Regions from separate parts of the Homo sapiens genome. Here region 2 is linked to region 1. Evidence: chromatin loops called from intact Hi-C (ENCODE). Cell type or tissue: MCF 10A. All regions are shown on one strand. Links, peaks and the distances in the headings refer to the core of each region. The heading gives the core; the rest is flanking DNA.

What was found. A loop is a pair of places that touch in the nucleus more often than their neighbours do. Peaks named below come from ENCODE experiments on the same cell type or tissue, not always from the same donor. Only the 100,000 strongest peaks of a DNase experiment are listed, where the experiment ranks them.
Region 2: a loop joins it to region 1, with 3 times the contacts of the local background. A loop is called at or near these places in 4 of 110 quality-filtered maps.

The regions. Positions count from the first base shown.
Region 1 is chr13:27,950,769-27,958,750 of GRCh38, reverse strand. LINC00543 (long intergenic non-protein coding RNA 543) reads right to left here and starts at 5,225. Exons shown (of 1, transcript NR_135254.1): 1 at 3,388-5,225. RefSeq lists a silencer at 4,646-5,035. In MCF 10A, for the core only: a CTCF peak has its summit at 4,720 (motif pointing right); a DNase peak (open chromatin) is centred at 4,730.
Region 2 is chr13:27,767,682-27,775,663 of GRCh38, reverse strand. No RefSeq gene overlaps it. Among named protein-coding and RNA genes, the nearest start is that of GSX1, 21 kb to the left of the region's middle. RefSeq lists an enhancer at 1,113-1,162. In MCF 10A, for the core only: a CTCF peak has its summit at 4,652 (motif pointing left); a DNase peak (open chromatin) is centred at 4,603.

The DNA.
Region 1 (7,982 bases), core at 3,275-5,774:
CTGTACTTAGGAGAATAAAGATTAGTTGAGGATATAGTTGAGAACCTTCTAATAATCCATCAGCACACTCTTTTTTTTTTTTTAAGACGAATTTTTGCTCTTGTTGCCCAGGCTGGAGTGCAATGGCTTGATCTCGGCTCACTGCAACCTCCACCTCCCAGGTTCAAGCAATTCTCCTGCCTCAGCCTTCTGAGTAGCTGGGATTACAGGCGACCGCCACAATGCCCGGCTAATTTTTTTTTGTATATTTAGTAGAGACGGGGTTTCACCATGTTAACCAGGCTGGTCTTGAACTTCTGACCTCAGGTGATCTGCCCACCTCAGCCTCCCAAAGTGCTGGGATTACAGGTGTGAGCCACTGTGCCTGGCCATCAGCACACTCTTAACCCAAAAGGAGCAGACAGGCAGATACTCTAACTAGATGGCATTAAAAGTTTCTTTATTTTGAGATAATTTCTACCTCAACACCTCAATATTAATTCTGTACTCTTCAGGAGCCACCCCAAGAGTACAGATTTAATATGAGGTACAGGTTTAACATATTAAACCTGTACCTCAGGCTGCTGAGGATTAAATTCTCTAAGGCTGATTCATCCTTAGATGTTGTTTTAAGAAAAATGTTTTACTCTCATCTCCAGAATTCTCCCTTACAGTAAAATTATGGCAGCAGATCTTGCATTAAATTGGTTTTGTTCAGAGTATAACAAAAACATTCATATCTGAGTAATGTAGATTAATTTGTAAATATTTAACTTATCCTCTTAATCACACTTAGACTGCACAAATTTTCAACCCCACAACTCCTACATTCAGTCAGTTTTCCTTTGCCTTTTTCCTTTTGCCTCCTGCTCTTCTTGGAGTGGGTGCACTATGATTTTAACAAACCAAGCAGGTTTTAGAGATGTCTGTGGGGCTAGCTGTGTGACACTGGGCCAAAAGAATCACCTGCTGTCTTTTTTTTTTTTTTTTTTTGAGACAGAGTCTCGCTGTCACCCAGGCTGGAGCACAGTGGCGATCCCGGCTGACTGCAAGCTCCGCCTCCCGGGTTCAGGCCATTCTCCTGCCTCAGCCTCCTGAGTAGCTGGGACTGCAGGCACCCGCCACCATGCCCAGCTAATTTTTTGTATTTTTTAGTGGAGACGAGGTTCACGGTGTTAGCCAGGCTGGTCTCGATCTCCTGACCTCGTGATCCACCTGCCTCGGCCTCCCAAAGTGCTGGGATTACAGGCGTGAGCCACCGCGCCCGGCCTCATCTGCTGTCTTCTTTCTTTAGTTACAAATCAGAGGAATACATATATATAAATAAAGATAGAGATATTTTATATTTAGCTACAAATCAGAGGAATACTATATATAAATAAAGATAGACATATTTTATACATATTTACACATATATAGACATATATGTATAAAATATCATGACTTTCTAGAAGGTTATGACATTAGATTTAGAAAAAAAACCTCTCAAATTCCAGATAAAGAAGGTAGACTCTGTGAGTTCCGGAGATTATACCAACGTTTACCTTGACATTCTTCCTGGAGGAATCAGTCCAGAGAAGGTGGGGGCAGCACTTAGGTGACCTTTTGGCTCCTGCATCTTTAGTGCCCAAACATTACATTTGTTTTAACAACAGCTTTTCCCAATTGGAATTTGTCATTAACCACAGCAGATATAGATAATATCAACAAGGTTGCCAGAGCCCCAAAGTTAAATAACCAGTAAAGCAGGATCCTGGTGATTCTGTGCTAGAGATGTAATCCATAAACCACAACACAACCAGTTTTGATCCACGAAAAAGACTTCCCTGAGATGAAATGATTTTCAAACCATCCCCTCACACGCACATTTACTTAAAAATAATATTTATATCACGTACTGGGTTTATGTGTCCAGTATTTTATTGGTAAGTAAAAACCCTGGGCAGTTCATGCACTTTCATATTTGAGTTTTAAGTTCAAAACTAAAAAGGAATTTTTTCCTAATTGCTCATGTGTTATCTCAGAACTTTCAGGATTAACAGTCTGCTATCTCAAACTTAGTATCTGTAGTATGATGATAATAGGTTTTATGGAAGTGGTAGTTGATAAGTTCCTCTCCAACCTCAGGGAAGCAAACAAGGAAAAACAATGCAGAGCTAAAGTCATTGTAATACAAACTTATGATGGCTTGTTATGTGGCACTTAAATAATTTTAATTTATTGATAATTAGTAGAATCAAGAACAAGGATTATATACCTAAACCACAGATTAGGAGTTGTTAAAAATGACCAGGGCAGGCTCTGTTTCCTACTCACGAAATACACTTCGGGTATTGTTCTTTCACTCTGTATAGCTAATATTTAAAAAACAACAGCTACAGCAAAACTTAACAGAACTAGATTCTGTTTTCAGTCTTCACTCGGCCCTCTCTTTTCTTTTCTTTCATTTTTCTTTTCTTTTCTTTTTCTTTCATTTTTCTTTTCTTTTCTTTTTCTTTTTTCTTTTTTTTTTTTTAGATGGAGTCTCGCTCTGTCTCCAGGCTGGAGCGCAGTGATGCGATCTTGGCTCACTGCAATCTCCGCCTCCTAGGTTCAAGCGATTCTCCTGGCTCAGCCTCCTCAGTAGCTGGGATTACAGGCGCGCACCACCACACACAGCTAATTTTTGTATTTTTAGTAGAGACAGGGTTTCACCATGTCGGCCAGGCTGGTCTTGAACTCCTGACCTCATGATCCGCCTGCCTCGGCCTCCCAAAGTGCTGAGATTACAGTCGTGAGCCAACGTGCCCTGCCAGCCCTCTATTTTCTAGACAGAAGCAGCTCATGTCATGACTGGGGTCTAGTCATAAGCGTACAATGCTACATTGTCTTACATGACTTCACTGGATCCTCAGGTTACAGATGAGGAAGTGGTAGCTCAGAGGTTGGGGTCTTCCCAAGGTCAGTAAGCTGATAAGTAGTAACCTGTCTGTAAAACGAGGTGCAAAGAGTGGCCCTAAAAAACATATAACGTTTCTTGCCATTCTGTGGCTGAGGCTTCTTTTATTCCTACTTGTTGCTGCTTTTTTTTCTCAGTGGTTATGAACAACAACAGCAAGAATATTGCTATGTGTATTTCTTATTATGTGCATTGCCAGAAACAAATAGAAAAAAATACATAAATAAGTCAGAACCAGACATCACTGTCTAGTAACAACATAGAAATGTAGGAGAGTGCAGGAAGAACAAAAAGAAAGAATGCTTGTCTGGAATCCGCACATAAAAACTTAAAACATTATTTTTCCCTTGGACCACTTTGTTAAAAATAATGCGTATTTTAGAAATCCAGATTCTTGTATTTATTTTCATTCATTCCTATTATTTTCATCAAATCTATGAATTTTACGTAAACATCTTTACGCTTTTAGATCGCTGTTAGTGATATATTGTTATATACGTGGCACATTAGACAATGATTCAGATTCTGGTAACTGGAAAATGACAGTTCCTGGGCGTGATCACAAGTCTACAGAAAACCAACAATCGACATTTATTTCTCATTTCTACAGAGAAGTGAGAGTCTTGACATGCGTTAATACATCCAGTGTTATGATTGGTTCTCTTGGGTGGATATTTGTCCGGAATGGGAAACTAAAAAGCGATTCATCAAATGATCATGCCATGTGAAGCTGGTGGGTAAGTTTCTAGGAGGGCCTGGTATTACTGAGTAAAGCAGGGTGCTCCTTTTGTAAATCTATAGTCAGACAAAATAGACAAGAAACAAGCTCATTACCCCAACTTTTAGTTTATTCCCACCCACCCCCCACCCCCAACACTTCTACCTCAGAGAAACTATTGTCTAGATTTGAGTCTTTGAATGTTTTAGACAGAAAAATGGATGAAATTTGTTCTTTGCACATGCTCAAATGGGCCCGTTGTCTACAACACGCCTTGGGGAAGCGTTCGGCCTGGTATTCAAGTATCTCCGCGGATCTACCCCAGCCATTAGAGCAGATAGAGCTCAGGCAGCGCCGACCCGCCCCTTCCCCTGCGGCCGGCGCGGACCAGTCGCGTCCACTCCCGGCCGCCGCGGGGCCCGGGCTCCTTGACCGTCCTCCAAGGCCACTCGGAGCGCAGCTTCCCTGAGCCCAGAGCCTCCCCGCGCTCCCAGCGGGCGCCCGGGGGCTCGTGTCCCGCTGCTCTCGCCCAAGACGGCCGGTCTCGGCCTGCTGCCGGTCCTTGCTGGGTCTGCGCCGCTGCCCGGGATTCCCTGGAGAGATTCGCGGCGTCTCCCGAGAGGTGGCGCGCGGTGAGGGCAGGCGAGGTCCCGGCGCCGCGGCCTCCTGCCGGGTAGGAAGCCCGGGGAGCGCCTCTCCGCCGCCGCCCGTCGCCCCGGAAGTCGCGCCCTGAGATTCCGGGCACTTTCTTTTTCTTCTTTGGAATGGTGTGATGTCCGCGGTTGTTTTTGTCCTTATACCTGAAGACGCCAAGCTTTTCAAAAGGTGCGCGCAACTACGGCGCGGAGGTGCGGGGAACCTGGGCCGCAAGCGCCGAAGCCACTCGGTGAAGAAGGCCTGGAGCACTGGCCTTCGACCCGTCGTCGAAGACCTGGGCTGAGCGATGGTGGCACCAGGCCCAAGGGATTTGATTTTCAAAAGGCGGAACGGGAGCGCTGGTGTGTTCGGCCCGTCAAAGCTGCAGCCGCCCGCGGCCTCCGGCGTCTGGCCTGTCTCGCCTGCGCGAGGCCCCCGGCAGGCGGCGCTGCTGCTCCGGCTGAGCGGGCGGAACGGCCTGGACCCCGCGGCCTCTGTTCCCAGCTCTGCGGCCGATCTGAGAGCTGGGACTCCGGGCGGGGAGCGGGAGGCTGAGCAGGGGCAGCCGGAGCCGCCGCAGGAGGGGCTGAGGGGTGCCCCGCGGCCCCTTTCGGCCGCCTCGGTGGCTTTCCGGGCCTCCTGGCCAAGGGCGCTGGGCTGCGGGTGGGTCTCGGGGGGAGTCGCCTCGCATAGCAGGCGCGAGCTAATCTACTCCTTTCCACTCTCTCGGTGGCGCTGTGGCTCTTAAAACCCCCGCTCCTTCTCTTCACAGCCATCAGAAGGCGCGGCCTGCCACCTGGACAAACGCGGTCTCCCCCAGAGCCCGGTTGCGCCCCGAAGCCGGGTTCCGTCCCATCTCCGACAAAGACACTTCCTGATTTGCCCCTCGCCAGACTCCAGCAATTTTCTGGGTCCCCGGGAAGCTGATTTCGCCTCTGGGCTTCCATGATTAGTGGCAGCTGGAGCGCTGCTCCCCAACCTGGGCCCACTTTAGGGTGTGTGGGGCAGGGAGGAGGGTGGGGTCACTCTTAATCTCGTGTCACAGCTAAATAATTTACTCAAGGTCTTCTCTTCCTGCCAGTTCCCTTCCCTGTTCCACTGCCCTTGACTTCCTGCTTTGTGAAGCCCCGGGGAAAGGCCAACTCTTAATAAAAGTTAATATTAATAGAGGCCCCGTGCGCCGGGCTTCTCCAACACCTCATCTTCCCCTCTCACCTCCACCCACTCCACTCAAGCCCCTTTCCTCGGGGAATTCTTTCAAAACTGGAGATGGGACTTGTACTTTGGGGTATATTCAGGAAACAAGGACGCTTGGGCCACATTGTGTCTAAACCACATCCTCCTCCAGTTTCCATCAGCGCGGAGGGTGGCAAAGGTCGAGCGTGCACTCAGTAGCTGCCACACAGAAGCCGCGCTGGTTCCAAAGCAGTCCAGAGATAAGGGCGGGGGCCAGCCAGCAGGTTCTGCAGGAGAAATACCTGCTGGAAAGAACAGGTCGAGCGATTACCAGAGAGGCGGGGAACAAAATTTACCAGTGTTCAACAGATACTTTAAAAAAGGCAACAAACCAATATTGTACAAAGAATACGTAACAGTATCAAGGTCACTGTTCCCTGATGTGTGTGCGAATTCGAGCCTACTCATTTTCCCATAGCAAAGTCTAGTTTGGTTTGAGCTAAGGGCTTGGACAAACAATTCCTTCCAAGAAGGTTAAACAACGCAGAAATGTGAAAAGAAAAAAGTAACTTCTCCATCCTTTCAATTCCATCCCTCTATTAACAATGTTAACACTGTTGGATGTCATTTCGAGAATTTTTCTGTGCTTACACAAATACGTATTACATTTAAAATCTTGTTCTTTCTTTTCTGTCCTTTAAAAAAAACAAAAATGAAGTCACACTTTACTTTGTGACTTGCTTTTATCATTTAATAATATATCATGGATATTTCACCAGGTCATTACACATAAATCACATCAATTTTTAAAATGTCTATTGCATTATGTAAACAAAGATATAATTTTATCTATTTATTCAATCATTTCTTTTGAATATTTACTATGTTCTAAGTGCTGGGAAAACAGCAGTAATCATCACCATTAAAAATCCCTATTCTTGGGAAACTTAATTCTAGTGGGAAAAAATTTTAAATCAATTTATTTAACGATTTCCTTACAGATGAACATTTAAGTTGTTGTCATTGTTTTGCTATTACAAACCATACGAAGGTAAGCTTTTTACATATACCCTTTTGTAGTTTTGTATATTTAAAGGATAGATTTCTTAAATTTGAAATGGTAGGTCAAAAAAATGTACATTTTAAAACTCTAGTAAAGATAGCCATTGCTTTCCAAAAAACTTTAGCAAGTCACACAATTCACAGTCCCGTTGAGTGAGTTTCCCTTTCTTCATATCCTCTTTTACCCTAGACATTATCTCTTAAATTTTTGCCAATATGATGGACAGAAAATGGTAACCAATTTAATTTTTTATTCTGAAATTATTAAGCAGGTTGAGCATACTTCATGTTTATTGGGCATTCGCATTTTGTCTTCGATGATTTTTCTTTTCTAGTAAACAGAACCAAAAGAAATGGAGTGAGTATCCCAGCCTTCATGCTTGATTTTTAAACTTAAATTATTTTATTTAAGCTTTAAAACAACCAGCATTCATTTCTATGAGACAGATTCTAATCTAGGCCTTTCTGACATCAAACACTGTGTTATTTCAAACATTATTGAGTCTGCTCTCTGAATAGTGTAGACTTTGGGCCAGGCGCGGCCGCTCACGCCTGTAATCCCCGCACTTTGGGAGGCTGAGGCAGGAGAATCACTTGAACTCGGGAGGCAGAGGTTGCAGTGAGCTGAGATCACACCACTGTACTCTAGCCTGGGTGACACAGCAAAACTCCATCCAAAAAAAAAAAAAAAGTGCAGACTTTATAAGTATAAAGGAAGAGTGAGAAGTGACAAAGAAAACAGTAGATAGCAATTAAGGACATCCTATCTGAAATTTAAAAACAAATAACAGAACGATGAAAAGTATTTGCTACAAAAATGCCAGAAAATTGCTAACCTATAAAGAATCCAATACAAAATGAGAAGAAAACATAGACTTTTTTTTTTTTGAGACGGAGTCTCGCTCTGTCGCCCAGGCTGGAGTTCAGTGGCACGATCTCAGCTCACTGCAAGCTCTGCCTCCCGGGTTCATGCCATTCTCCTGCCTCAGCCTCCCGAGTAGCTGGGACTACAGGCGTCTGCCCACCATGCCCGCCTAATTTTTTGTATTTTTAGTAGGGGCGGGGTTTCACTGTGTTAGCCAGGATGGTCTCGATCTCCTGACCTCGTGATCCACCCATCTCAGCCTCCCAAAGTGCTGGGATTACAGGTGTGAGCCACCACGCCCGGCCGAAAACATAGACTTCTAAAGAAATATTGGCAAGGCCGGGTGCGGTGGCTTATGCCTGTAATCCCAGCACTTTGGGAGGCCAAGGCAGGTGGATCACAAGGTCAGGAGTTCGAGACCAGTCTGGCCAACATAGTGAAACACAAAAAAGTAGCCGGATGTGGTGGTGTACGCCTGTAATCCCAGCTACTCGGGAGGCTGAGGCAGGAGAATCACATGAACCTGGGAGGTGGAGGTTGTGGTGAGCTGAGATCACGCCATTGCATTCCAACCTGGGCAACAGTGCGAGACTCCGTCTCAAAAAAAA
Region 2 (7,982 bases), core at 3,632-6,131, 180 kb after region 1:
AACTGGGCCATCACAGAGTGGGGAAGGGCCTGACTACCATGGCAGGCTTGGCATGTTACTCACATTTAAATCCATGTTTAAATGTGAAAATTGCCCCTTGCAGAGTGCTGCAGCTTAACTGTGTCCACTAAAGCTCAGGTGCTGGAAACTTGATCCCCAGTGTGGTGATATTGGGAGGTGAGGCGAGGTCTCTAAAGGGAAGTGTTTGGGTCATGGGGACACCATCCTCATTAATGAATTAATGTCATTCTTGCAGGAGTGGGTTTGTTATAAAAGGGTGAGTTTGGCCTCCGCTAGTCTCTCTCTCCCTTATGGGATGCCTTCCATCATGTTATGATGCATCAGGAAGGCACTCGCCAGATGCCAGCCCCACAATCTTGAGACTTCCCAGTCTCTAGAACCATAAGCCAATAAATTCCCCTTCATTATTAATTATCCAGTCTGTGGTACTCTGTCATAGCAGCACAGAACAGACTATGACCCAGAGGGAGGCAGCATTGTCCCCACTTTATGGATGAGAGCACAGAGGCTCAGTGAGTTCTCTTGCACACAGCCACAGTGCTAGGAAATGGCAAAACTGGGATTTGAACACAGGTCTCTCTTGCTCCAAATATCCTACAAAGGGCTTCCCCCATGAGACACTAGGAATGTAGGGGGAGTGGTTCTAGATCCACAATGGAAGTGGTGAAGGGATTTGGTAAGGCTTTTGAATGAAAATAAAGCTGCTTCCCTTTTGTGGAGGCACCTCCAAGGCGGTGGGGAACTCATCTTGGGCAGCTGGAAATACAGCCCTGAATGCTTTCACTTCCACATCCACTGGTGCAGCTATGGTTTCCACTGAGCCCCTTAAAAGAGAAAACTTGAAGTTGCAAGCATGAAGCTAGCCTTGGGGACCAAAAAGTTCCTCCACTCTAGGCCAGACCATCTAAGTCCAGATCATCCGAGGCCTAGTTATCTGGCATGGGGTGGGGATGGGGTGTCCTTCAGAAGCAAGGGCCATGAAGAGGCAGCTGTTTCCTCCAAGGGACTGCCAGGTGCAGGTGCTTGAGACTCACTGGGAAGAGGTGGGGCTGGAGGGACCGTGGTACTAGCAGGGGAGCTAGAGCTGGGAGGCTTAGATTCACACACAACTGCCTTCATCATTCATTCACTCACTCACCAGCCAGCCACTTGGCATTGTGCTAGAAGCCGAGGTAAGGCAGAGTTGAGTAGGACACCATCTCTGCCGACATGGAGGCTTGCATGCGTGTAAGAAAGAAAGGCAGACAGTCCTCACATGGGACTGTGGGGGCCAAAAGAGGATGTGAGAAGCTTCTTGGGGGAGGTGATTCTTGAGCTAAGACTCAAGCAATGAGAAGGTGTTTGGGTGGACGATGCGAAAGGCATCTCGGGCTGAGGGGCGGGCTGTGATCGAGGCATGGAGCAGAAACAGCCTGCACTTTGGGAAAGATGGCTGGATCTGTGTTTTCCCAGCCACTTATGCATGTGTGGCCCTGAGCAATTTCTCTGAGCCTTGGTTTCCTTATCTTCAAGATGGGCATCTTATACTCCTCTGATTGGACTGTTGGGAGGACTCCCCAGGACAAAATAGAAAAACTCCTGGATTGGAACCCTGGCATCAGCAGCATGAGGTCAGCACCTGCTCCCTTCCAGCACCTCAGGACTGGCCAGGCCCCAAGGCCCCACAACGCTGGTGCCCCTCCTCCATTTAGTCACAGTACAGTGGCTGTGACGTGACACAGGGACCACTGTGCACGTGTTGGCTGGTGATTTAGAACTGGGCTGCTCTTCTGTTCCCTTCCTTTCCCTTCCCAGTTTTGCCACTTCCTGCCCTTTCTCCTTGTTTGCAGAATCTGGCCCTCTGTCCCTGGCCCAGTTTTCCAGCCTCAGTTCTCTCCTCTGCAAATGAGCTCCTCCAGGGCTATTGTGGCACTCACAAGTCACACTAGGTGACTTCTAGCAGTCACCTGTTTCTGCAGGTGAAAGCTCTTTGTTCACTGCAAATCACCGGAGAAAATCTCTCGAGGCCTGTACTGTCCCATGAGAACATCCAGGTTGCAGGTGGCGTGGGGTTGCAGGGGTGGTGGTTTAGGAGAAGGTGAAAGGGCTGCAGGTCTGAGGGAGGGAGAGACTGGAAGTGGAAACGTAGTGGTTGGCCACTTGTGTATTTGTGGATCTTGATGTGTGAAGGGTGACTGGAAAGCTGCTTTGCTGTGTTCCTGGCCATCTTCCTTTGTTCTGTCCTTGGGTTGGGTGGAATCAGTGATCATCACTTTGCTTGTTGGAAGCATTGTTATCCTCAGGTCTCGGTGCCCCACGGGTGCCCCAGACGCTCAAGCTAAATGAAGCCCAAGGAAGCCTTGCCTGAATACAAAATTCTGTCTGAAGGAAATCTTGGAGATAATGTGTTTACAGGAGTGTCTGTGGGTGGCGGACAGAAGCAAGTAAGCTCCCGCATCAGCTGGGGGTGCAGCGCGGAGCCGTTGACAGAGCTGGGTCCCTTGGTGCACCCGCAGCAACCACATGTGTCTGTAGTTTGTTCTGAGGGGCTGCCAAGCCTTTGGGGCTGACCCAGTGATGCTCTCACACCCTTCTCATAGGCCGCCTGGGGTGAGCAGCTGCTCTGCTGTGGTGAAGAAACCTGGGGTTACAGTTGTTCAGATATGTGGTCAGGAGCATGTCCTGACACTTATTACCAGTGTGACCTTGAGCAAGTCGTTTATCTTCCCTAAGCCTAAAGCAAAGCTAAAAATACTTACCAGCCTTTCACATGGGGTTGTTACAAAACTCAGATGAAAGGACGTGAAAATGCTTAGTAAGCAGAGTCTCTGAACCACTGTGTAGTTCCAGGATTATTATTTGTTCCATGAGGGACTGACTGTTCATAATTCATGACAGGACCCCCGATGAGGAAGCCTGAGGGCTGGGCCTGGAAAGACCCTCAGTAGCTGCACCAGTGCTCAGAGAGGACCCTGTCTGGGTTCAACAGATACACTTTGCCCTGGTCGGTGACCCCTGCACCAGGTCGGTGACGTCCTGAGACGTGCAGGCAAATCCATTTTAGGGTGGCCAGCAGCCCAGTCACCATGGCCAAGGGCTCTGGGGGACCTTTTGGGCTGGAACCAATGGCTAGTGGTCTTTAAAGGGTCCAGGTTTGTGACGGGAGTGGAACAAGCTCACAGATGGGAAGGCTGACCAACTTCTACAAGGCAATCGCCACCAAAGTGAGTCTACCCGTGACCAGGATGTAGCTGGTCTTCTGCTTTGAAGAATCAGAAATTTTATTTTCCTTCAGAGTTAATCAAACCTAGGGGCGTTCTGACTCATCTTAACAAGATCACGACAGGCTGATGCATAAAACTAGCTAATTTACAATGAGAAGGTAGTGGTCCAGTTGACCAGATAAACACACATGGTTTCACATTAGATAAGCTATGCAAAAAGCAGATTTGTCAGAATTATCAGTATTCCAATTAGAAAGTTATTTAGCAAGCTTGGGATAGGAGCACAGGAAGTTGGTTAGATGGGTTAACAATGGTAGTAGGCTAAGATGGACAGAGACAAACTTTTTGCTAGGAGATAACCTTACTACAAGGCCATGGCTGGATCAAGTTCTTGATCAAATTGCGCTATTCCTAGACAGAGATTGGATGGGCACTGCCAGCATTTGTCTTGGGACTTTTCTTTCTCTGACCTTTTATTGTAAACCCACATGTCTTCTCATTGGCCTTTTCTTTCTTAAGTTAAAATTCACATTAATCAGGTTGGCATGGGTTCTGCAGGCCTGGGATCCACTGAGGTTTCCAGGTCTCTATCTGCATCTACCATGTGTGAATTGCATAGCTTACCCCTCTGGTGATTTTATTCTTTTTTTCCAAACACCTTGGAAAGAGAGGCCAGTGGATACTAAGTTGGGTAGGTGGAAATGTGATGATTCCAAGCAGCCCATCAGATCTGGAGCAAGATTCCCCCACCGGCAGCTGAAGACACTGGGGGAGGACTAAGACCCCTGACAAGAGCTGATTAATTGGGAGGTAAGCCACAGACGGCTTCCAGTACCAGCAGAGCTATCTGACTATACCCAGGAAAGCAAGGTGGAAACCTGGCCCCAGGGACTGAGCTGGCCAAGGTGTGAGGTGGGAGGAGACGCGCAGATTAACAGGGTCTTGGGTCCTCCTCATCTCCCCAGGGCTCATCAGTTACAGAGAGGGCAGCAAAGACAACTCCAGATGCCATGTGCCGTTGGGGAGTGGGAGAGGCGGACCCAGAATGTGGCTGGGCCTGAGACTTACAAGAATATTGGGCAATACTCTCAACCAGGTGGCACCAAGATCGGAAGAAGAAAGGATGTTTGGAAAGTGGGTGATGTTGGTAAACGTAGGGAGAACCAATGCTGATCTTGTCCATCAAATAAAAATTCTCTGAGGTTTTTGGGAAGCCATTTGCCAGGTCAAAGTGAGTTAGGACTGGCCCTGTGATTCTCTCCTCCCTGACTCCTGGTCTCATCTCTCGGGGGTGGAGCAGCTCGTGTTTGGACATGCCTGTACAGTCTTTCCCTAGTCCATGAGCAAAGATTCTGTGAGAGGGGTAGGTAAGTGCTTACAAGCACAGCCTTGAAGAGAGACAGACATTGTTTGAATCGCAGCTCTGCCACCTACTGGCTGTGGGACATTGAGCAAATCAGTTAACCTCTCTCCAAGCCACCTCAGTTTCATGGTTGGTAAAATGGGAGGAATCATTTTCACCTCACCTGTTTGTTCTGAGAATTAGATGCCAGTGGCTGGCATGAACAAGCTCTCAATCAATATCTATTGACTGATAAAATGAGATGATGCTTATAAGATTCTTGGGCCACAACTGACAGATAGTAAATGCTCCATAGATGTCTGAAAATAATAAGTGGTATTCATGGTATCATTTGCAGGATGGCAGAGCTCAGGGCCAGCCTGGTGGGCCACTCGAGCTCCAACACACAGTCATGGAGAGGAGAGTGCCACATCTTCTAGTCCCTGGCCACATGGCCACAGTTTAAAAGTTTAATCCATATAAACGGGGAGCAATTTTCCATTTTGATGGTTTGTTTAAAGCGCTCCTGGTCAGGAACCTGCACCCACCCAGGGAGCTGACCCAGGTTCAGCCCCCCTTGAATGGGTGTGGGGGTCCAAGTGAGACGAATGCCCCTGACTCACTTTCCCACTCAGTCTGGCAGCTCCTGGCATCTGAACTCGCTCCCTGACAGATGGGGTAGGAAAGGGGTTCCACATAGCATGTTCCTGTGGCTAAAATGGTAGAATCCTAAGCCCTTCTCTCAGAGCTGCACTGCCTTGAGAGCTTCCATAAAATAGGTATTTCGTATTCCAATCAGATGTCATCTCTATTAGGAACCCACCTGCAGTGATCACACACAAGAGTTCTCAGCATGAAATGGAAGGCCCCTTGCCTTGTGGTTCACTCTACACAGGTCCCCCACCCACCACCTTCAAAACTGGGGGCGTCTCAGTTCTGCCCCAACAAGTCCAAAGTCCCCAACACATCTTTGGATGGCCTTTGGTCTGAGAACAGATGGGGACAGATGCCAGCTTGGGATCTGCAGGATCTGTGAGGCAGGGAGAAAGGGCATCTGGCCGTTCTAGCCTCTGTTGAGCCAGCCCCACTGTGTGAAGTTAGTTTTCTTCATAAAGGAGCCACAAGGTTGAAGCAAGGGCCATTGTCTACAAAAAATTAGTACCTAAAGGCTACTTTTTTCTGTTCATATCATAGTGCTAGTCCTTTGGTAAATTCAGAACTTGTTGGTCTCACTTCCTCGTTGTTACACAGTGAGGAGAATTTGGGATATGATTCCCTGTTGGAAAAGGACCTGCCGATAGCATTTTAGACTCTAAATTTCAGAGAACCCGTATTTGACATCAACTGTCCAAAGGAAACAACAGGTATCATTAAGGGAAAGCTCAAGCAGGATTTTTTTTTTCTGACCCACCCCCACTTTCCAGCCTCTGACTTGATGAGTGTGGCTGAGAATAGTTTCGAAATAATCATCAGAAGAGTCAACTAGGGGATGCCAGGCAGGTCTAAGATCAAGATTACCTTGAAATGTTCAGTCAACAGAGATGGTTTCAGCCTCTGACTACCTTTGAGGGTGAGACCCCTAAAATGATTCCATCATGATGGTTTCTTCAACTGCTCTGTTGGTAGAGTCATTCCTTGCTGCACAAGAAATCACATTTCCCAGACTTACCCTTGCAAAAGAGGCTGGAAGGAGCTCCTCACTCTCTCTCTTGGACTTTGGTGCCAGATCATTATTAAATTGCCTTCATGACCCACCTCACCACCACTTACACACTCAATGAGTGTCTACTAGACAGGGGCTTTTGTAATCCTCACAACAACCTCATCACATTAGTGCTGTTCTTCACATTATGCAGATAAGGAGGCTGAGGGCTAGAAACTTCTCATCACTCACCTAAGACCCCCTGATTGGACCTTATGCTGCTGGAAGGGGACAGGATATGGACTCTTCTCTCCACCCTTTCTACCCCCTGGTTCTTCTTACTTTTTCTGTCAAAATAGGCATCTTGTACCTACTAAGTGTCAGATACTGTCCTAAGCCCTAAGGATTCAAAGACGAATAAATGAATCTCTGTCCTTAAGCTGGTACATTATTCCTTCTATAATACCTCATCCCAATGGAAAGTGATGGATGTTAGACTACATATGTACTTGGTGCTTCTTACTCTTTCTTTCAAAAATAGGCATCATGTACCTACTAGATATCAGGTACTGACATCTAAGCCCTGAAAGTCACAAATGAATAAGACATCTGTGCATGGTGGCTCACACCTGTAATCCCAGCATTTTGGAAGGCTGAGGTGCAAGGTTCACTTGAGGCCAGGAGTTCAAGACCAGCCTGGACAACATAGTGAGACCCCCATCTCTGCCCCCTCAAAATGAATAAGACCATCTCTGTCCTTAAGCAGCTACATAATTCCTCAGGCATCACCCAGTGGAAAGTGGTAGATGTTAGAATACATATGTACTTCGTGCTTCACAGGAGATATGACAAACTGAGCCTTTTAAAAATATTTTTAAATTGCTGGAAGTATTAAATAGAGCAGAAAAATAAAAAATAATAGAGTAGATATAAATATAGATATAAAAAATAATAGAGTAGATAAAGAGTAGAAAAATTAAAAAATATAGAGTAGAAAAAAGTAGGCTAGGAAATTGCAATATATAAATAAGGAAAAAGACAAATTATCCACATTTTTTCTTCAAATATTTTCAAACAAGTGGAATTACACTATAAGGATATTTTTGTTTTCTTTCATTGTCTTAATTATTTTAATAATAGATTCATAAATACATTCTTATTAGAAAAATTCAAATAATACAGTAAAGTTACAGTTAATTTGCCCACCACTCCCAATCCCCAGTTTCATTCTTAAAGGAAACTCCCATTAAAAATATTGTTTCCAGGCCGGGCATGGTGGCTCACACCTGTAATCCCAGCACTTTAAGAGGCCGAGGTGGGCGGACCACCTGAGGTTGGGAGTTCAAGACCAGCCTGACCAACATGGAGAAACCCCGTCTCTAATAAAAATACAAAATTGGCTGGGCGTCGTGGCACATGCCTGTAATCCCAGCTACTTGGGAAGCTGAGGCGGAAGAATCGCTTGGACCTGGGAGGCAGAGATTGCGGTGAGCCGAGATGGCGCCATTGCATCCCAGTCTGGGCAACAAGAGCAAAACTCCTTCTCAAACAAAAACAAAAACAAAAAACCCTATATATATATATATATATATATATAGAGAGAGAGAGAGAGAGAGAGAGAGAGAGTTTGTATCTTTCTAGCCCTTGTGCGCATACACACACACACGCTTTTATAACCTTTTTTTAAGAGTTTGTTCCATATAATTAAATATACTTCTACAACATCACTTTAATGTCTGGTTAATATTCCATTGTATAGATGTACCATAAATGA